4 separate regions of the Homo sapiens genome follow, and all the other regions are linked to region 2. Evidence: chromatin contacts called from ENCODE Hi-C or POLR2A ChIA-PET data. All regions are on one chromosome and are shown on one strand. Each heading gives the region's core, a stretch centred on a gene start or an enhancer-like site at or near the end of the contact. The rest is flanking DNA. Distances are from core to core; before and after follow the strand shown. Region 1 has its middle 39 kb from the start of ARAF. Region 2 holds the start of RP2 (RP2 activator of ARL3 GTPase). Region 3 holds the start of ZNF157 (zinc finger protein 157). Region 4 holds the start of LINC02595 (long intergenic non-protein coding RNA 2595).

The links. A loop is a pair of places that touch in the nucleus more often than their neighbours do. ChIA-PET counts read pairs that join two places held with the same protein, here RNA polymerase II (POLR2A). Pooled maps may share reads with other maps.
Region 1: a loop to region 2 is called in a pooled map, with 6 times the contacts of the local background. The contact joins the enhancer-like site here to the promoter of RP2 in region 2. A Hi-C loop is called at or near these places in 6 of 50 pooled maps.
Region 3: a map with no recorded cell type shows a loop between it and region 2 (4-fold over the local background). The contact joins the promoter of ZNF157 here to the promoter of RP2 in region 2. A Hi-C loop is called at or near these places in 2 of 37 single-sample maps with no recorded cell type and 12 of 50 pooled maps. POLR2A ChIA-PET finds 5 or more read pairs at or near these places in 2 of 52 experiments (activated B cell and activated CD8-positive, alpha-beta memory T cell).
Region 4: a loop to region 2 is called in a map of naive thymus-derived CD4-positive, alpha-beta T cell, with 8 times the contacts of the local background. The contact joins the promoter of LINC02595 here to the promoter of RP2 in region 2. A Hi-C loop is called at or near these places in 1 of 168 maps with a recorded cell type or tissue (naive thymus-derived CD4-positive, alpha-beta T cell) and 5 of 50 pooled maps. POLR2A ChIA-PET finds 5 or more read pairs at or near these places in 1 of 52 experiments (activated B cell).

The regions. Positions count from the first base shown.
Region 1 is chrX:47,519,956-47,525,331 of GRCh38, forward strand. No RefSeq gene overlaps it. Among named protein-coding and RNA genes, the nearest start is that of ARAF, 39 kb to the right of the region's middle. RefSeq lists silencers at 3,703-3,772, 3,833-3,882. Within about 2 kb of position 3,561, at least 4 of the 41 ENCODE cell types and tissues checked have a DNase peak (open chromatin) inside an H3K27ac peak, as active enhancers do.
Region 2 is chrX:46,834,884-46,840,450 of GRCh38, forward strand. RP2 (RP2 activator of ARL3 GTPase) reads left to right here and starts at 2,160. Exons shown (of 5, transcript NM_006915.3): 1 at 2,160-2,319. The coding sequence starts at 2,218. RefSeq lists a silencer at 1,762-1,841 and an enhancer at 2,152-2,291.
Region 3 is chrX:47,366,910-47,372,003 of GRCh38, forward strand. ZNF157 (zinc finger protein 157) reads left to right here and starts at 3,669. Exons shown (of 4, transcript NM_003446.4): 1 at 3,669-3,831. The coding sequence starts at 3,760.
Region 4 is chrX:45,849,440-45,855,128 of GRCh38, forward strand. LINC02595 (long intergenic non-protein coding RNA 2595) reads right to left here and starts at 2,051. Exons shown (of 3, transcript NR_125365.1): 1 at 1,915-2,051; 2 at 1-33.

The DNA.
Region 1 (5,376 bases), core at 2,311-4,810, 690 kb after region 2:
GTAGAGAAATTGGAACCCTGGTGCACTGCACTGTTGGTGTGATTGTAAAATGGTGCAACTGATATGAAATAGTTTAGAGGTTCCTCAAAAACTTAAAACTAGAACCACCATATAATCCAACAATTTCATTTCTGAGTATACATCAAAAGAATTGTGCCCGGCATGGTGGCTCATGCCTGTAATCCCAGTGCCCTGGAAGGCTGAGGCGGTGGGTGGATCGCTTGAGCCCAGGAATTCAAGACCAGCCTAGGCAACATGGTGAAACCCTGTCTCTACCAAAAAAAAATTAAAAAGTTTGGCAGGAGTGGTGGTATGTGCCTGTAGTCCCAGCTACTTGAGAGGCTAAAGCAGGAGGATCTCTCTCTTTTTTTTTTTTTTTTTTGAGACAGAGTCTCACTCTGTTGCCCAGGCTGGAGTGAAGTGGCATGCTCTCGGCTCACTGCAACCTCGCCTCTTGAGTTCAAGTGATTCTTGTGCCTCAGCCTCCCTAGTAGCTGGGATTACAGGTGCGCGCCACACACCTGGCTAATTTTTATATTTTTAGTAGAGACGGGGTTTCACCATGTTGGCCAGGCTGGTCTCAAACTCCCGACCTGAGGTGATCCGCCCACCTCAGCCTCCCAAAGTGCTAGGATTATAGGCGTGAGCCACCACGCCCCGCCTTGGGAGGATCTCTTGAGCTCAGGAGATTGAGGCTGCAGTGAGCCAAGATTTTGCTACTGCACTCCAGCCTGGGCAACAGTAAAACCCTGTCTAAAAAAAAAAAAAAGAAGAAGAAGAAGAAAAAGAATTGAAAGCAGGGTCTTGAAGAGATATTTGTACACCCGTGCTCATAGCGTTATTTTTATTTGAGGCAGGGTCTTGTTCTATTGCCCAGGCTGGAGTGCAGTAGCGCAATCTTGGCTCACTGCTACCTTGACCTTCTGGGCTTAAGGAATCCTTTCACCTCAGCCTCCTGAGTAGCTGGGACCACAGCCACACACCACCACATCAGACTAATTTTTAAATTTTTTGTAGAGACAAAAAGTCTTACTATGTTGCCCAGGCTGGTCTCGAACTCCTGGGTTCAAGTGATCCTCCCACCTAGAGCTCCCAAAGTGTTGGGATTACTGGTACGAGCCACTGTGCCTGGCCCTCCCTCACTTTTTTACAAGACAGTGTCTCATTCTGTCTCAAAGTGAGACTGAGGGAATAGAGGTGAGAAATGGAAGCTCCCCCCATTTGATTCCCCTCACTCTTCTCCCCAGTTAGGACCTCTTTTCCTGTATTTTCTGCACCTGACGTGTCCTTTCTCTTTCATCTTGTCCCTGTGACTGGAATAAATGGAGGGATGAGTCAGGGCCTGGCATTGATCAAGGAGCTAGGCATTGATCAAGGAGCTAGAAGAGAGAGCTGGGCCTCTGTCTCTAGTACTTCCTGTTACTGGCAGAAGGGCGGGAGACAAGTCATAGAAAACAACTTTCCCAAAATAAAGTGTTGACGAGAATATGGAGAAATTGGAACTCTGGTGCACTGTTGGTGGGATTGTAAAATGGTGCAACCAGGCTGGCGCAGTGGGTCATGCCTGTAATCCCAGTACTTTGGGAGGCTGAGGTGGGTGGATCATTTGAGGTTAGGAGCTTGAGACCAGCCTGATCAATATGGTGAAACCCCATCTCTGCTAAAAATACATAAAACTAGCCAGGCATGGTGGTGGGTGCCTGTAAGCCCAACTACTCGGGAGGCTGAGGCAGGAGAATCACTTGAACCTGGGAGGCAGAGGTTGCAGTGAGCGAAGATTGTGCTACTGCACTCCAGCTTGGGCGACAGAGCCAGACTCTATCTCTAAAAAAATAAAATAAAATGTGCAACCAATAGGAAATAGTTTGGAGTTTCCTCAAAAAATTAAAAATAGAACTACCATATAACTCAGCCATTTTACTTCTGAGTATATATAAAAAAGAATTGAAAGCAGGGCCTTGAAGTGATATTTGCACACCCACATTCAGAGCAGCATTATTTTTTTCTCAAGCTGGAGTGCAATGGTGTGATCATAGCTCACTGCAGCCTCAAACTCTCAGGCTCAAGTGATCTTCTTGCCTTGGCCTCCCAAGGTGTGGGGATTACAGGTGTGAGCCACTGTACCCAGCCTGAGCTCTTTTAAAAATATTCTACATATAAGTGAAGTCATGAAATATTTTTCTGCCTGTGTCTTAAGCAAAGCTATCCTTCAAAAATGAAGGAGAAATTAAAGTTTTTCCCTGACAAGAAAAAGCTGACGGAATTTATCACCACTAGACCAGTCTTAAATGTGGATTTCTAAACCTTGCTAGTCAGTTTGCCAATATTTTAACTTATACCTGTAGCATTTTAATGTCTATTTTATTCCATAAAGATGTATTGGGTACCAGATGTGTGCTTGACACATGGTTACCTGTGGGTCTTTTTATTTCAATTTCATCTTTTACACCAAAAGCTTCTAGGCCTGCCTCCACTATCCAGGTGCCCTGCACTCTCCATTAGGGTGCTGGGGCTAGGGCTCAGATGCCTAGATTCTCCTGAGAACCATCAGCCAGGGAAGAGGAGTTGGGAATGGAAAGCTGCCTTGTTTGTCCGGTACATATGCATATGTAGTTACTGGGGAATTGTAGTTACTGGGAAATTAAATCAGGGCCAACATGTGCATGTTTCTAACGTGGGGATAGATTTCTTCAATTCATTAGATCAATTGAGAGATTCTTAACTGTTTTGAACAGACAAATGTTGACAGGAGTTTATTTCCAGAGGCATATGGACTAAGAGTTTAGGTCTGTGGTGTATATCAGGGTGGGGATTGTTAAGGAAAAGGGATATCTGGGTATTAGGGGAAGGGGTGCACAGATATGTAGGACCGACCCACAGGCCTGGGTGACATCTGGACATCGCCTTACCAAGGAGCCCCGGTGCCCTCCTCAAGCCCTGCCCAGCTCCTTTTCCTGCCTGGCCACAGCCTGGGATGTACCTGGCTTCCCTTTATCTATAAAAAGGAAAGGCTTCCATTTATTTTAATATGAATTTATGCACATTCTACAAAGGCATTACCACACCTGCAGAAAACCATTGTTCGTACTTGGAGGGAGTTTTGATGATCATTCCTGTTCTGTGTATAGTTCACATTTTTACATGGAGATTTCTGTGTGTGTATCCTGCCTTTTTTGCTTTAATAGTACATGAAAATAATTTCCCATGATGTTACATAGTATTGATAAACAATTTTTCAAATGGTTCCATAATATTTTTAAAGAGACTGTCTACCTGAGTTTCTTTAATTTCATATTCCCTGTGGCTTCAGATGTTTCCTTTTTTAAGGATAATGCTTTGATAAGTATCTTTACACGCGTACGCGCACACACACATCCATCTCTGATCCATCAATCTATCAAAAGAAGAGGAGGATGGAGAAGATGGAGGAGGTGAGGGAAGAGGAAAGGAGGAGGGCTGCTCCTTCACGTCGTGAGCTCTGCGGGTGGTTGCGGAGCCTGGGTGAACACGACCGTGACCGTGGCTGCGAAGGCGGGCCCCGCCCTCTGACTGCGGACTACGCGGCGGCGCCTGTGCCGCAGTAGCGCTGGACCTTGGCCTCTGGCGGTCTCTGGCGCCCCCTCCCGTTCGCATCGTGAAGCTGGGCCGAGCCCGCTGCCCGCCGTTCCTCGCTCCTGTCTGCACCTCCTCCTCCGTTTTGCTTCCCTGCAGCTTTTGCCCCGCCCCCCTTCCCCTGCCTCCCCCTGGCCCTCCGCGTGTTAATTTAGGGGCCCCAACCCGGGGAACCCCTCGCAGAGCCAGCTGCTGTCGTTAGGCCCGGGTGAGTGAGCAGGACGAGAGGGCACGGCTGGCGACGGAGCCCCTCCCAGCGCTGCGGCGGGAGAGGGGGCTCAGCTCGAGTCGCCACCCGGACTCGCCGGACCCAGAGCTCCTCTTTGGGGTTCCCGCTCTCCCGCTCCCCGTGCTCCTGGGAAGAGGTTCTGGAAACGACCGAATCTGGGTGCAATCGGGGTGGCGCACAATCGCGCCCCTCCAGTCCCCTCTGCGGGCAGAGGAAGTGGGACTCGAGGACCAGAGCTCTCGGGCCTCCTGATCCAGGGACCTGCCATTTCCTGGCCCAGGACCCCGGGAATGCCCGAGCATGGCACCTCGACGTGGCAGGAAAACTGTTCAGGAGGCGGCAGAGGAGCCTGTGGGGGACGGGAGGCAGCCACCTCCCCGCGTCCTTCGAACCCTTTGCTTGGGCTGCCGGGCATCAATACCCCAACTCACCCAGCACCCCCTCTTCAGAATAACCTCAAAACCCAACCGGGCTCCTGGCCACAGGGCCTTCTCTTAGTCCAACCACCAGGCTGAGTGAATCCTCGTGGAGCCAGGAGGGTCCTCAGTGACCCTGCACAAACCCGTTATCAAGTCACCCCAAGTGGGATCCAATTAGCATCCTGTCTCACCCAGAATCGCCACTTACCACACCTCTACCTGCCTCTGTGTGCTTGGTCCCCACCATTTCTCCTGCAGTCCCAGACTAAGGAAGGACTGGACGGCCCGACCCAAGCCTCCCGCAAATGATTTTAAGGAAGGAGATGCCCCTCGGCAGCCAGACATGAGGATTGATTCCAGGACTCACCCAGCTGCTGCCCCAGGGACCCCACAGACTTCCCAAGCAGAGCCAGTTCCCTGGGAGGGCTGCATGGAGGAGGAGACCTGCCAACACTGGAGCCGAGGGGTTTCTACTGATTCATTCACAAAGCTTAGATCTCAGATCTTGGACACATGACTGAACTTCACAAAGTCTCAGGATCCACACACATTTTCCATTTATTCTTCTTATTTTATTTTATTTTTTAGACGGAGTCTTGCTCTGTCACCCAGGCTGGAGTGCAGTGGTGCGATCTCGGCTCACTGCAACCTCCACCTCCCGGGTTCCAGCAATTCTCCTGCCTCAGCCTCCTGAGTAGCTGGGATTACAGGCGCCTGCCGCCACACCTGGCTAATTTTTTGTATTTTAGTAGAGACGGAGTTTCACCGTGTTGCCCAGGCTGGTCTCAAACTCCTGAGCTCAGGCAATCCACCCGCCTCGGCCTCCCAAAGTGCTAGGATTACAGACGTGAGCCACCAGCCCAGCCTCCATTTATTCTTCTATCCACACATTCGCCAAGTACAGTCATCCCTCAGTATCCAGGAGAAATTGGTTCCAGGACCCCCACGGATACCAAAACCCACGGATACTCACACCCCAGATATTAAATGGTGTAGTGGTTGCATGTAATGCACACATATCCTCTTGTACACTTTAAACCATCTCTAGATAACTTATAATACTTCATACTATGTAAATAGTTGCTATACTGTATTATTTGTATTATTTTTATTTTA
Region 2 (5,567 bases), core at 910-3,409:
GGCCAGGTGTAGGAGATTCAAAGGTACATCCCTCCCCTCAGCTTTCCTCCCCACTGCCTTTTTTTTTTTTTTTTTTTGAGACGGAGTCTTGCTCTGTCGCCCAGGCTGGAGTGGAGTGGCGCCATCTCGGCTCACTGCAACCTCCGCCTTCTGGGTTCAAGCTATTCTCCTGCCTCAGCCTCCCGAGTAGGTGGGACTACAGGCGCCCGCCACCATGCCCGGTTAATTTTTGTATTTTTAGTAGAGATGAGGTTTCACCATATTGGCCAGGCTGGTCTCGAACTCCTGACCTTGTGATCCGCCCGCCTTGGCTTCCCAAAGTGCTGGGATTACAGGCGTGAGCCACCGTGCCCGCCCCCCCCGGCTCTGGTTTTTTTTTTTTTTTTTTTTTTTAGACAGAGTCTCCCTCTGTCGCCCAGGCTGGAGTGCAGCGGCGCCATCTTGGCTCACTGCAACCTCCACCTCCTGGGTTCAAGCAATTCTCCTGCCTCAGCCTCCCGAGTAGCTGGGACTACAGGCACACGCCACTACGCCCGGCTAATTTTTGTATTTTTAGTAGAGACGGGGTTTCACCAGACGGGGTTTCACTGTGTTGAGCAGGATGGTCTCGATCTCCTGACCTCATGATCCTACCGCCTCGGCCTCCCAAAGTGCTGGGATGACAGCCGTGAGCCACCGCGCCCGGCCCTGCATGCCCTTTATGACATACCTTTTAGGCCAGGCGCGGTGGCTCATGCCTGTCATCCCAGCACTTTGGGAGGCCGAGGCGGGCAGATCACCTGAGGTCAGGAGATCGAGACCAGCCTGCCCAACATGGTGAAACCCCGTCTCTACTAAAAATACAAAAATTAGCCGGGCGTAGTGGCAGGCGCCTGCAGTCCCAGCTACTCTGGAGGCTGAGGCAGGATAATCACTTGAACCCGGGAGGCGGAGGTTGCAGTGAGCCGAGATGGCACTGCTGCACTCCAGCCTGGGCGACAAGAGCAAAAACTCCATCAAAAAAAAAAAAAAAAAAAAAAGATATACCTTTTTGATCTCAAGAAAGTCACAGTTCAAATAGGGAAACAATACACAATTAACTATTTTACTAAGTACTTGTGCAATTTTAGAGCCATATGTGAAAGTCTTAAGAAAACACAGAAGCAGCCTGGGGTGCGGTGGGTCCTGCCTGTAATCCCAGCACCTTGAGAGGCTGAGGCAGGATGATCGCTTGGGCCCAGGAGTTCAAGACCAGCCTGGGCGACATAGCAAGACCCCATTTCTACAAAAGTAAAAAAAAAAAAAAATAGGTGGGCATGGTGGTGCTTGCTTGTAGTTCCAGCTACTCAGGAAGGAGGCTGAGGCAGGAGGATCGCTTGAGCCCAGGAAGTCAAGGTTGCAAAGTTGCAAGGTTGCAGTGAGTTATGATTGTGCCACTGCAGCCTGAGTGACATAGCGAGACCCTGTGAAAGAAAAAGAAAGAAAGAAAGAAAGAAAGAAAGAAAGAAAGAAAGAAAGAAAGAAAGAAAGAAAGAAAGAGCACAGAAGAGGATTGGGAGGTTATGGGGTACAATTCTTGAGGGGGTGACCCTGGCCAGGCGATGAGAGGGCGGTAGGAAGGGTGATGAGGGGAGAAGAGGATTTAGAAATACAAATTTCAGGGTCTTCTTGTGTCAGCGGGAATTTCTGTCCCTCACAACTTTCATCATAAGATAAATCTAATGTTCAACTAGAGATCTCTCCCGCGCCTTGAACTTGCAAATTTATGAATCAGGGGCAAAAAAAACCCGGATACCGAGCCTGGCCTCCCACCAGCTAGAGAACCCACCAAGTTCCAGGAGGGGCGGGGCCGAGGGCGGTCCGTGCCACAGCTGTGGGCGGGGTTGTCCGTGCTTGCGCCAGAGCCGGCCCGCCCCGCCGCCAGGGGCTGTCGCAGGAGCCAGGCGTGGATTGGTATGTGGGTATGTCGGCCTCTCTTCATAGGCCGCGCAGGATTGCTCGAGAGGCTTTGATTGGCTCAACAGGCGCTGAGCGTTCATTGGCTGCGCTGGGTCGTCAGGGCGACGAAAAAGGGGAAGGGGTGCTGGGCCTGGCGGGCAAACTAAGGCTGCGGACCGTTGGGCGGTTCCGCGGGGCGTTGTCCGGAGAGCTGCGAGGCCGGGGTTCCCAGGGTTCACGCCACACTCTAGGAAGTGCCTGAGCTAGTGAGCTGGCCAACGAGCTCCGCGGGCTGGGACCATGGGCTGCTTCTTCTCCAAGAGACGGAAGGCTGACAAGGAGTCGCGGCCCGAGAACGAGGAGGAGCGGCCAAAGCAGTACAGCTGGGATCAGCGCGAGAAGGTAATGAAAGTCGTGTAGCCGCCGTCTCAGCCTCCCTGAGCCGCTCCGCCAGGTCCCTTACGGCCCGGGACCGCTGAGGGGGCCGACCCAACTGCTGCCGCACTCTCTTGAACGCGGATAGCTGAAGTCGGGGTGCACGACTTTTTTGGGGAGCGGGGACGTGAAGTACAGCGCTAGAGAGGCCGCCCAGAGGGCTGTGGAGCTCCGGAAGGAGCCTTAGGAGTTTGTTGTCGTGGTAGACAGACTCCCCCGGGAGCTTTCTCTGACTCCGAACCCTGCCTTGCTCTGACTTCCTGTTGGAGATGATCGATTCGAGAGAGGGAAAGAGCCGAGAACGCCCTGAATCTCAAATCACCTCGTTTCACCCACCGGCAGCGTCAAGCGGGGTTTTGTCCAGTCGTCGAGTTACGTATATGGGACCGATTCTCATCTCTTCCGGGGCTTAATGTTCTGTGGCTGTTTTCTCTTTTGTCTGCCCTCCCCGGCAAATCTCTTTGGTGCCTCATGATATATTTCACTGCTGAATTTTCTCAATTACCAAGTGGACTGTTTAATGTACAGCTTTACTCCCCCTCCTCTTCCAGTTATCCGAAAGAAATAATGAATATCGCATCAGTCTTGGAATGTGTATTAAGACTGTAAGGTGAAAATAAGCGGCATAAACCAGGCAGTATTTTACTGCTGGTTTAAATGAATGAAAACGCCCTTATTTTTATTTTTGTATATAGCCAGAAACGAAAAACCTTTGAAAACCTCCATTAGTCTTACACAAAACACACTCGGTCATACATTTCATAATAGTTCCTCTTTCTACATAGTTCTCCATTTGTGCTTACTAAACTACTTTGATGGACTTATCAATTATTTCTCCCAAACAAAATGAGAGATTTTTCAAATGGGTATTATGAACAGTTAACTCTTTGCTTAAGGCAACATATCTTTACCCAAGATTACTTTATAATAAATGTATTAACGTTTTGGAATCACAGACCTTTCTGCATGATTTCCAATCCCCAGCAGAATGTATTCAGGTAAGCTCTGGTCTCTAAGAGTCAGAGTTAGGAAATTGAAAGCTTTTTGCAGCTTTTCTCAGCCCCGTCTTTCTGCCCCTACTTCTCATACACACCCTTCTTGGGTCACATGGTACCTTTATTCTCTGTTAGTCATACTCGATAGTAGCATTTTATAATGTAGGGGAAGAAAGTACTATGCTTTCTATTTCACAAGAAGATTGCACCTGCCATTTAAAGTTATCTGATGGGCGGTTTTTAAAAGATATTGTTTTCCTCAGCCTTTGGCTTTCTAACAATGTTCTTTTAGCTTGAATTGTCTGCCTTAGAGAAAGTTGCATATTTCATTTTTATTTTAGTTTTTTCTTTTGAACTCAGGCTAAATCTAAACTAAATAAAATGCCTTTTTTATTTATAGTAGTCTTGGCTGCCTATGACTCATCGTTTCACAATAAATTGTTTTACAGTTAATGTTTATTAACATAATATTCAGGTTAGTTAGGACTTCTCATGTTAATCCTTCTTTTAGATAAGTGTGTGTGTCCTGTGATTTTTTTTCTTCTTTTGCCCATTGGCTAAGTAAATGCATTGAGAAATATAACATTGGACACCAACATCTAAGCTTTTTCCCCACAAATGAGTGTGTAATAAACTTTCAATTGTAGAAACTGTTTTGAGCTTACAGAGAACCTTTTTTTTTGAGAACACTACTAAGTTCTGTAGTTGTAGAGTTGTAAGAGATGTTATTGGATATATAAAATAAGCTCATGCTTCTGAGTGTGTGTATAATAAAAGTTAAAATCTTGATCAACTCAGCCAATCAAAATGAGAATTTCTAACCAAATGAGCATTCTGAAAAAAACCCCAGTTTTAAAATATTTTGGACTGTTGAAGAGAATTACCAGCTTACATTTTGAGACAATGCAGATACCACATTTCCCAACATAGCTTTTTCTTTTTAGTTTTTTTTTCTTTTGGAATTACTAGGAATTCTTTCTAAGTTGCCTCATTTTGATAGCTTGTTAAATTTTATACAATTTAAAATATTTTTTTCTAGGGCCAGGCATGGTGACTCATGCCTGTAATCCCAGGACTTTGGGAGGCCAAGGCTGGTGGCTCTCTTGAGCCCAGGAGTTCCAGACCAGCCTGGGCAATATGGCGAAACCTCATTCCTACTAAAAATACAAAAATTAGTGGGGCATGGTGGTGCACACCTGTAGTCCCAGCTACTCAGTAGGCTGAGGTGGGAGGATCACCTGAGCCTGGGACTTAGAGGCTGCAATGAGTCATGATCGGGCCACTGCCCTCCAGCTTGGGCAACAGAGTGAGACCCTGTTTCCAAAAAAAAAAAATAAATAAATAAAATATTTTTTCCTAGTTCCTTGCCTCCCGTGAGGTTAATTTGGGCTAGTGTGCAAATGTTCTGTATTAGTCCAATGATACGTTTACTGAGCATGGCCTTGCTTGCTCCTAGAAGATTTCAGTTGTACCTTAAAAGGAACAGATTGCAAATACAGCCCAGAGAACATAAATGAGATATGATGCATGCATATTAATAGAAATGATTTATATTAAAAGTTTAGGCTTCTGGAATGTGGTTATGGATTATAGCATATACAGTTTTAAAGTTATATCAGACAATTACCATTCAACTTGTAAGACTTTTACATGTAAAAACAAAATGGGTTGCCTGAAAAATTTCCTTGCAGCTTAGAAAAGGGTGTTTACATTTTTCCTTAGGTTGTGTAATCAGAGTATCTTTTTTTGATGTTTTCTTTTTGAGATGGAGTCTGGCTCTGTCATCGCCCAGGCTGGAATGCAGTGGCGCGATCTCGGCTCACTGCAACCTCTGCCTCCTGGGTTCAAGCGATTCTCCAGCCTCAGCCTCCTGAGTAGCTGGAATTACAGGCGTGCACCACCACGCCTGGCTAATTTTTGTATATTTTTAGTAGAGACAGGGTTTCACCTTGTTGGCCAGGCTAGTCCTGAACTCCTGACCTCAGGTGATCCACCTGCCTCAGCCTCCCAAAGTGCTGGGATTACAGGCGTGAGCCACCGCTCCCAGCCCAGAGTATCTTTATTGAAGGGCACCCCTTGGGTTTTGGGGTTTGAGTTGTGTAATTGGGTCAGTCTTAGGGGACTGAAGCTGGGAGAAATTGTCTCATTTAGAAGGAATGTCTGGGGACTAAGCATTGTCATAGCAACTGACATACTGTAGTCAACAGTGTAAGAAGCTCA
Region 3 (5,094 bases), core at 2,419-4,918, 530 kb after region 2:
TTTCCAAAAAAACAACTTTTGACCTTGTTGCTCCTCTGATCACAGATCTCTTCTGATGTACCTTCGTTTCCTATTTCTTTAATTTCTGCTCTTATCTGTACCGTTTTCTCTAACTTCTTAAATTGGATGTTAATTCATTAATGCTCAGCCTTTCTTTGTTAAAAAAATTTTTAAGAGCATGCGTTTTTCCTTAAGAATCTCTTTAGCTGCAATCAAGAATATTTTGTATACACCATCTTTTCTTTCTTTCTTTCTTTCTTTTTTGACGGAGTCTCGCTCTGTCGCCCAGACTGGAGGGCAGTGGCGCGATCTCCACTCACTACAACCTCCGCCTCCGTTTCCAGCGATTCTCGTGCCTCGGCCTCCCGAGTCGCTGGGATTACTGGCGCACGCTACCACGCCCAGCTAATTTTTATATTTTTAGTGGAGATGGTGGTCTTGCCATGTTGCCCAGGCTGGTCTCCAACTCCTGGATTCAAACGATCCACTCGCCTCAGCCTCCCAAAGTGCTGGGATTACAGGCGTGAACCACTGCCCCAGGCCGACTATTTTATATTAGTCAAAATTTTTTTCTTTTTGTAATCGTATAGGCCCACCTCCTTAAAATGTTTATTCTGGCTGGGCGCGGTGGCTTACTCCTGTAATCCCAGCACTTTGGAAGGCCGAGGATGGCGATCGGTTGAGTCCAGGAGTCGAGACCAGCCTGGGCAACGCAGGGAGAACCCCGTCTGTACAAAAAAAAAAAAAAAGAAAGAAAGAAAGAAAGTAAGAAAAATTAGCTGGGCGTGGTGGAGCGTTCCTGTAGTCCCAGCTACTCCAGAAGCTGATGTGGGAGGATTGCCTGATTCCGAAAGCCGTGATTGCACCACTGCACTCCAGCCTGGGTGACAGAGGGAGACCTTGTCTCAAAAAAAAAAAAAAGTTATACTTACACTTACGTATTTTATATAGTTTTTGCTATCATTATTTATGCAATTTTGTTTCCATTGCCTCATTGTTATTATAGAGAGAAACTATCTGCTTTTGGCCAGGTGCGGCGGCTCATGCCTGTAATCCCTGCGCTTTGGGAGGCCGAGGTCGGAGGATCACGGGGTCTGGAGTCTGAGATCAGCCTGACCAACATGGTGAAACCCCATCTCTACTAAAAATACAAATATTAGCTGGGTGTGGTGGTGCATACCTGTAATTCCAGCTACTCAGGAGGCTGAGGCAGCAGAATCGCAGAAGCGCTTGAGCCCAGGCAGAGGTTGCAGTGAGCCGAGATCGTGCCACTGCACTCCAGCCTGGGCGGCAGAGTGAGACTCCGTCTCAAAAAAAAAAAAAAAAAAAAAGAAAAGAAACTATCTGCTTTTGTAATTTTACCTTGTATCCAGCCCCTTACATTATATTATACCCTATTAATTTTAGTAGTCTTTTAGCAGTCTGGTAGGTTTTCCATGTATAAAATCATCTTATTGGATAGAAAGCTACATTTTCGTTTTCATTTCTTCCCAATGTTCATGTTCACCCTAATTATTATTTTCTTTTTTCTTTCTGCCTTTTTTTCTTTTTCTTTTTCTTTTTTTTTTTTTTTGTTTTGTTTTGTTTTGTTTTTGGGGTGGAGTCTTGCTCTGTCACCCAGGCTGAAGTGCAGTGGCGTGATCTCGGCTCACTGCAGTCTCTGCCTCCCGAGTTCAAGCAATTTTCCTGCCTCAGCCTCCTGAGTAGCTGGGATTACAGGTGTGTGCCACCATGTCCAGCTAATTTTTGTGTTTTTAGTAGACACGGGGTTTCACCATCGTCTTGAACTCCTGACCTGCTGACCTCAGGTGATCAGCCTGCCTTGGCCTACCAAAGTGCTGGGATTACAGGCGTGAGCCGCCTCCTCTGGCCTCTTTTTTTTTTCTTTAATAGAAACAAAGTGTCACTCTGTCATCCAGGCTGGAGTGTAGTGGAGTGATCTCAATGCACTGCAACTCTGTGTGTGTGTTTTTGTTTGTTTGTTTGTTTTTTAAGGATACTGGGTTTTGCCATGTTGTCCAGGTTAGTTTTGAACACCTGGGCTCAAGGGATCCTCTTGCTTTGGCCTCCCAAAGTGTTGGGATTAAAGCCGTGAGCCACTGCACCTGGCCTGATTATTTATTTCTTTTCTCTTCTTTTCTCCTTTCTTCCCTCCTTCCTTCCTTCCTTCCTTCCATCCTTCCTTCCTCTCTTTCTTTCTTTCTTTCTTTCTTTCTTTCTTTCTTTCTTTCTTTCTTTCTTTCTTTCTTTCTCTCTTTCTCTCTTTCTTTTTCTTTCTCTTTTAGAGACAAAGTCTTGCTCTGTCACCCAGGCTGGAGTGCAGTGGCGCCATCAGAGGTCACTGCAGCCTCAACCTCTCAGGCTTCTTAAGCTATCCTTCTGCTTCAGCTTCCTTAGTAGCTGGCACTACAGGTGTGGACCACCACACTCGGATTATTTTATTTCTTGTAAAGACAGCGTCTCACTTTGTTGCCAAGGCTGGTTTCGAACTCCTGGACTCAAGCAACCCTCCTGTCTTGGCCTCCCAAAGTTCTGAGATTACAGGCATGAGCCACTGTGCCCAGCCCACTCTATTTCATCTTCTCTTGTGTGAGCTAGAGCCCACAAAACAATTTTGGGTTATAGCAGACAGTACTAATTTTGTGGCAATAGCTTCATCATTTTACTTTTTAGCATGGTGTTTCAGAGTTATGTTTCATAATTGATTTTTGTGGCACTTAAGTTATTTACTTTTTCCATGATTTTAGTTTGAGCTTATATTAGTAATGGCTGCTGAATTGCGTTGGATGCTTTTTTGGTGTAAGTTAACAGCAGAGTGTTTCCCTCTGTAATTTGTTGATGTAATACATAACATTAGGCCTGGTGCAGTGGCTCACACCTGTAATCCCAGCACTTTGGGAGGCCAAGGCGGGAGGATCACTTGAGGTCAGGAGTTCGAGACCAGCCTGACCAACATAGTGAAAACCCGTCTCTACTAAAAATACAAACATTAGCTGGGCGTGGTGGCGGGCGCCTGTAATCCCAGCCACTAGGGAGGCTGAGGCAGGAGAATCCCTTGAACCTGGGAGGCGGAGGTTGCTGTGAGCTGAGATCGCACCATTCCACTGCAGCCTGGGTGACAAGAGTGAAACTCCATCTCAAAAAAAAAAAAAAAAAAAAGAAAAAATACATAACATTATTAAGATTGAACCATTTTTTTCTGGAAAGAAGAGGCTAAAAGCTTCCCAGTAAAAGAATTTAAGAGGGATATTTCATCTAAGAGTGGAAAAAAACAAAAGACGGCAGAAGAAAGGACCAGCCGATTTCCTTTCATTTAGATTATCAGCTTTCCAGGTTTCCTGCCCTCACAGTCACCCACCAGGTCCCCTTGAACCTGCCCACCCCATGGGCCTTAAGCACCCTTAAGCACTGCCCCAGTTCTACTTCTCCTAAACCCAGATCTGCCTTGAACTTGAACTGAGGTGTAGGCTGGCTGAGTAGCGAGTGAAGCACCTGGTAGAGCCACTCAAGAAGGGACCCCAAGCTCATTAATTTGGCCCCAAATTTGATCATTTTGTAATCCACCTTGACTCATGCTCTGGGGATGCTGAACATTGTGGCGTGAATGTGGGATGACACTGATGATATGGATACTGTCCTTTTAGGATTTCTTGGTGTCTCTGTGGAGCCATTGAGCCTTACCCCTTACTGGAGGCTGCAGGACCCTCTACACACAGACAGCTGTCCAGCACGGAAGGTGGGCTGAGGCCCAGGGTGAACATGCCAGCTAATGGGACATCACCCCAGAGATTCCCTGCCCTGATTCCAGGAGAACCTGGCAGATCTTTTGAGGTAAGGAGGAGGATCCTATTTTTTTCTATATGTTCTTTATTTTTTTATTTATTTTTAGTTAAATTTATATTTTGAGATAATTGTAGATTCAAATGCAATGTACCATTTACCTAGTTTTTGTCCCCAGTAGTAACATCTCGTAATACCCAGGATATTGACATGCAGAGCATTTCCATCCCCACAAGGATCCCCCATGTTGTCATTAAATAGACACAACCACTTCACTTCCTCCATCACTCCCCTCTTAACCCTGGGGCACCACCAATCTGTTCTCCAATACTATAATTTTTTCATTTCAAGAATGTTGTGGCTGGACGTGGTGGCTCACGCCTGTCACCTGTAATCCCAGCACTTTGGGAGGCCGAGGCGGGTGGATCACTTGCGGCCAGGAGTTTGAGACCAGCCTGGCCAACATAGTGAAACCCTGTTTGTACTAAAAATACAAAAATTAACCAGGTGTTGTGGCACGCACCTGTACTCCCAGCTACTCGGGAGGTTGAGACCGGAAAATCGCTTGAACCTGGAGGCGGAGGTTGCAGTAAGCCAAGATCGTGCCACTGCACTCTGCCTGGGTGACAGAGTGAGACCCTGTCTCAAAAAAAAAAAAAAGTTTTATTTGCCGGGCATGGCAGCTCATGCCTGTAATCCCAGCTCTTAGGGAGGCAGAAGCAGGAGGATAGTTTGAGCCTAGGAGTTTGAGACCTGCCTGGGCAATATAGTGAGACCCTGTTCTCCACAAAAAGGAAAAAAAGGACAAAAAAGAGAGACTGTTATATTAATCAGATTGTACAGTATGTACCTTTTGGGACTGGCTTTCGTCATTCAGCAAAATTCTGTGGAGATATCAATAGCTAACAGTATATCAATAGTTCATTCATTTTTTTTGAGACAGAGTCTTGCCCTGTCACCCAGGCTGGACTGCAATGGCGTGATCTTGGCTCACTGCAACCTCTGCTTCCCGGGTTCAAGCTATTCTCCTGCCTCAGCCTCCCGAGTAGCTGGTATTACAAGTGCGTGCCACCACACCTGGCTAATTTTTTGTATCTTTAGTAGAGACGGGGTTTCACCATGTTGGCCAGGCTGGTCTTGAACTCCTGACCTCGTGATCCACCTGCCTCAGCCTCCCAAAGTGCTGGGATTACAGGCGTAAGCCACCGTGCCCTGCCCATTCCTTTTATTGCTGATACTTTTCCATCGCATGGATGTACCAAACAGTATAACCATTCACTGGTTGAAAGACATCTTGGTTGTTTCTAGTTGTTG
Region 4 (5,689 bases), core at 801-3,300, 990 kb before region 2:
TGGAAGCTCCCGGTCTGGCTTCTACACTGCCACCTGTAGACATAAAAGAGAAATAAATCATGTATTATTCGTCAACAATGCATCTTTTCTAGGCATCTAACGGGGACATCTGGGGAAAAAGTGGCAAAACATTTGCTCCAAAAGACAAAAATGTTCTTTCTCCTCTGTGTTGAAAATTCCTAAGGCGTCCTTCTCCCCAATGGTATGATAAATTATTTGATTAGAAATTGAAACATATGTAAGTCTCAGATCATCAACTATACACCACTCTGAGCCGATCATTAAAGAGATGGAGTCGCAGAACTCAACTTACAGCCATTTCAAGACCTGTCGTTTAAAATTAAAAGAAAACTTCACCGCTTTGTTCATCTGTAATTCAGAATTCTGTAAATTGACACAAAGAAAGATCAGGGGCGATTCAGGCTAAGGTTACTTTACCACAAGGTTGTAAGATGTCTATTTAAAATAACAGTAATTCTAACCTGAACTACAGTTTTGTCCAATCCAAACAGCAGTTTGGTGGGGTATTTTCATCAAAATGCCCTATCCTTGATTTGAATATGAATGACTGCGGAAGGGTCTTTCTGAAACCCCACGGATTTTAATACAGGTAGGTCCTTTTTCCAAAAAAAAAAAAAAAAAAAAGTCAGGAAATGAACAAACAGGAATAAAAATTCATGAACAACTATCGGCAAATCCAAGCAGCCATGAGACGTGCGAGTGTGTGTGTGTGTGTGTGTGTGTGTGTGTGTGTGTGTGAGAGAGAGAGAGAGAGAGAGACAGAGACAGAGAGAGAGAGAGAGAGAAAGAGACAGAGAGAGACCGACCGACAGACACACACTGAGATTTCTGGAGTTAATTGCGAATAACCGCGCCGCGAAGCTTTTTTACCTCCTCCAAGTCCCACAGTCTACCTAGGACAAGTAAGCCCGGCTCCAGCACCTTAAGCCAAAGACACAAGCACCACCACCTCCACCCCCACTACCTAGGCGAGACAGCGCCAAAAGCCACCGAGCGTGCACGCCAGCCAGGCCCGCTACCCCGCAAACCCGGGAGCTTCTTTATCCCCAGCAGAGATCCGCCCCACTTACCAGTAATTTACTTTAACGCCTCGAAAGCATGATTTGGTTTACGGAATTGCAGCAAATAAAAGAAAATCAAGTCTCCTTGAGACACTGTCCTCCTCCTCCCTAGGACGCACATTCACACGGAACACTCTCCTTTCGCTCTCAACCCCGAACACGCTCTGGACTATCCCAAGAGGGTCTTTGGGGACCCGCCAGAGATCGATACTGCTCCCACGTGCCTCCATTAAACCCTTGTCCAAACATGCACAAGGCGCCAAGGGCATGTGCAGAATCAGCCCTCAGAGTAAGTTCAGCAAACCCATTCCCTACCCCCGAAAGCGCGAGGGAGCACCCTGACGCAAGCGCCGGCCCCGGCAGACAATACTCAAGCAACTCCAGCCTTCCGCGCACACGCCCCGACCGGTCCAGCCACCACTCTCTCCTCCCATGGTCCCTACAGTCTTCGGGCCGGGAGCAGGGGGCGTCCTGATGGTTGCTGGGTGTGGACTGTGAAGAGAAGGGCAACCTGCACACGCCACCGATACTGCGGGGCGGGTAGGAGATCGCAGTTTTCCAAAGCCCCACCGGTGTGCCCAGCTCCTCAGAAGGGGTGGGGTGGGGACAGTGGAACCGAGGGAGTGAACCCTAAGGGAGGCAGCTTTTCTGCACCTCTTTCCCACCTACCACAGCGCGCGCGCAGAAGCGCGCCCACCACGGGGCCGTGCACCTTCCTTCTGCCCCTGGACCTACCCAGCCCTCGCCCCCAAGCGCAGTGGCCTGGAAGAGCGGGCGTCCGGCCCGCGGTGGCCGGGGGAGCGGGCAGAGCGCCGCGCTCGGGGGTGCCCACCTGCGCGCAGGGTCGTCGCTGCTGCCGGTGCACCCGCCGCTGTTGCAGTCTCCAGCTGCAGGAGGAAGAGGCGCGGCGGCTGAGCCCCCGGACTCCACGCGCCTACTCGCGCCCCGGAGCGGTGGTCCTCATTTCCCTTCGTCCCGGCTGGCGAGCCACCCACCTCGCCCGCAGGTTCTGCCAGTCCCGCGGCCCGCCAGAGCCCAAGCTATCCTCTCCGCCCCTTTCCCGCCGCCCCGCGCTGCGCTGCGCTCCGCCCCCTGCCCGCCCATCCCCGCCGGGGCCCAGCCGGGGGCTGCGGGCGCCGCGCCTCGTGCCGCAGATTTCGGGTTCTTGGGTCTGTGGCGGTAGAAAGGGGATGGGGGGGACCAGGGGTGCGGCCCTGGGGTCCGCCCCCAACCCCGCTCTCCCAACCGGTTCCCCACTCCTGGGGCCCGCGGCGGCCGCCCGCGGCTAAGGGTGTGGGAACCGTGCACTCTGCCCCCGCTCTTCCGGCGTCTCCCCGCATGGCACCTTCCGTGGCCCAGAGGGTGCCTCGTGTCTTAGGGGGAGGGGGGTTGGTGAAGCAAGGTGGAGTGAGCCTGAGAGTGGAAGCGAAGAAATTACCATGTGAATTGCCAGGGGATGCAAGTTGCTGCCTGTGCCCTGTTTCTTCTACATTAACTACCTGGATGTGCTGCTTCCCTTGCTACAACCGCAGTAATATTCAGAAGCTTGAATATAAGATTTCCAAGTTAATTGGCTGTAGGGTGGTTGGGTTTTTTTTTTTTTAATGTAATGATGGCAGAAGACAACAGATTCACTCTTTTTAAAAAGTTACTTTACATATATGTACAATATATAAAGCCATATTTCTAATTTAAAAAATAGCAAAATGTAAATAACAGAACAGCTGTGTTTTACAGAAACAAATCCAGTGTGTATGTGTTATTTAAACCCACGGTAATTATATTAATTGGTTCGTTTTAAAGTGTATTTTAGGTATTTCTTAAAACGGACTCAGAATTTAGGGATTAGGAACCCCTGAGTTTTAATTTGGCTTTTTGTCATAGTTCTAAAATGTCAATTTCATGGAAATTACTAAATGAGGTTGTTTAGAAAAATGGGTTCTTTTTCTTCCAGGTTGGCAGCATTTTCAGATCTGGCAAAGGACAGAATTTTTTTTAAAGCCAAGAGATAATAAAATTCTCATTCATTTTCTGATGAGGGAATATCTGGTCTGGTAGCTTTTTCTTTGTTTCTCTCTTTGAGGCAAACTTCTTTTCTGTTTCTTCTTACACGTTTTTCTTCCAAAATTTCTCCTAAGTATAGGCAAAGTTATGGAAGCCGTGATTTTTGAGCCTTTGTTTTCTTAAAAGAGATGGAAAATTAATTATAATTCATTATCAATATCTATCCCAGGCTCATGATACTACATTTCACATTGATTAACCCTGTTTTTCAACTCTGCTTTTAGTAATTTCACCTAACACTTGAGAACCAAGAGTTTTTTAAGTTTCATCCTTATAAGAATGAAAGGCACACTTTAATTAACATTTTGAACCAAAATTAAATTCATTAAATTCACTAATGGAAAGTACGTTAGTACAGTATGTGTTGCTGGGTAAATGAGGACAATGTGGATGATAAACAGTTCTGAAGAAAAGACTCTGAAGCAAAGAAAACAATCCTTAGAAAAACTGATGATCCCCTTTTCAAGGAAAGGATGACAAATGCCAGTAATTATGCAAAGAATGACTCCTGCCTCTCTTTGCTTTGGTTTTGTGGCTAGGCCTGCATTTATCTCTCTTGATCATCATAATAAAAGTAAAGTAATTCAGCATTCCGGTGACACTGCTTAGTAAATTAGCAATTTGAAAATGCTTTTATTACCTAATTAATCCAAGCAAATGCCTTCGATAAATCCAGTTTTACTCTTAACATTTTTTGTGCCTCCAGAGAAACACTTGCATGAAATAAAAACAGCTAAGGCAAGCTCTAAAACAATTGCTAGCCAGATTCCTTGGGTGTGTGAGTGCAGCAATAGAGTTGATATTAAGTGACCTTTGGGTCTTAAATTATATATCAGATATTGGTTCTGAGTTGCTCACTGGCATCTTCTTGAGTGAGTTTCTGTGTGTTTGCTTTGCCGTTTATTCCCCAGAAGCATGCTTCATTTCTTCCTTTCTGCCTTACTGAATCTACCTTAGTCTAAATTATGTTCATTGAACTCTCACCAAAAAATCAGACCCTAATCCATAGCCCACTTGACAATCATCTTTGTCCTTCAAGTTTAGTCTCTTTTGAGGTCTTTGGTAAGAATCCAGCATGATTAAACATCCAAAATTGGAAAGAGTACTTCATTAGGCATGGTTCTAACTAAGAGATAACAACCAGATTTCTCAAAACAAAAGGGTGTGCCATTTGAATAAAAAGAAGAAAGAAATAAAAACAGCAAATCCATTTTGTTCAGGTCAAAACTAAGCCAACAAAATCACAATTGAAATCCTTTCTAAGCCTGAATTGTGCTACGAGATATGTAAAAAGTACAATTAAAATACACTACAAATCCTTTGCTCCACTGACCAAACACCATTATGCTTCACATTTCCCTTTTAGTTCCCGTGCTATTGAGTTTTTTTCACTGATCTTTAAATAAGAAAGTGCTCTGGACACTCCCATTATCCCCAAGGAATTCTGTGTCACCCTCCATTTGGTTTCAAAAGTTCTCTTGAAATGTCTGTGACATTGATGAGGACAGATCTGAACATCCCATGTAGACCTGTGGAAAGGGAGCTCCATGACTAGTCTACATTCAAGACAGTGGGATTAAAACAAAACATGAGTTTTGTTCTAGCAGTTTAATCCAATTGGCATCTCCCATTCTGATGCTCACTGCAGCGAAAGGTTTTATAATGTGTGTTTTTCCCTCTTGAGAAATTTTCTCTTGATAATTATTTTAATAATTTTTTGTTCGTTTACTCTTTGAGTTGTGAGCCTGAACATAATGCACAGTCTTCTCTCTTTTCTTTCCTGTGATAACTGATAATTGATTTAAGGGGAAAAGGGACACAATGAGACAACACTTTTGCCAGTTTTTTCTTCTGGCTCTAAGAAAAGCATGAATTAGCTTTCTTTACTTTGGTTGATTGGATTGAGTGGCATCATTGATTCAAATTTGCAGAATGTCAGTTGCTTTAATTGATCTCCTCGTGTTAGGGAAATACATCACTAGTTATCTCACAAGACAATGAAGATAGAGACAATACTACCCATATAATGCTCAGATTGAAATGTTGATGATCTAAGTTACTTAAAAATATGTGTGTGTATATGTGGGTGTGTATATGTATAATTCAAAGCTAAATATAAACCTGATTACTTGTAATAGATTCTTCAGTTACAAAACCTTTGGTAAGCTCTCTCATGTTTTTGGAGTATGTGATAAACTGAAGAATACCTCACTACCTTACTCACAGGAAAGTACTTTTTTTCTGATCCAGATCTCCACATAAATTCCCAACATCAACTATTTAACCGTATCATCTCATGGTTAAAAAAAGAAAAAAGAAGAAGATGATGATGAAAGAAAAGAAGAAAGAATGAAAGAAAAAGCAGGAAAGAAGAGAGAGAGAGAGAAAGAGGGGGAGGAGGGGGAGGAAGAAAAAGATAAAGAGGAACAGAGTAAAGACTGTGGCCAAGCACAGTAGCTCACAGCTGTACTTCCAGCACTTTGGGAGGCCGAGGGGGGTGGATCACTTGAGCTCAGGAGTTCGAGATCAGCCTGGGCAACATG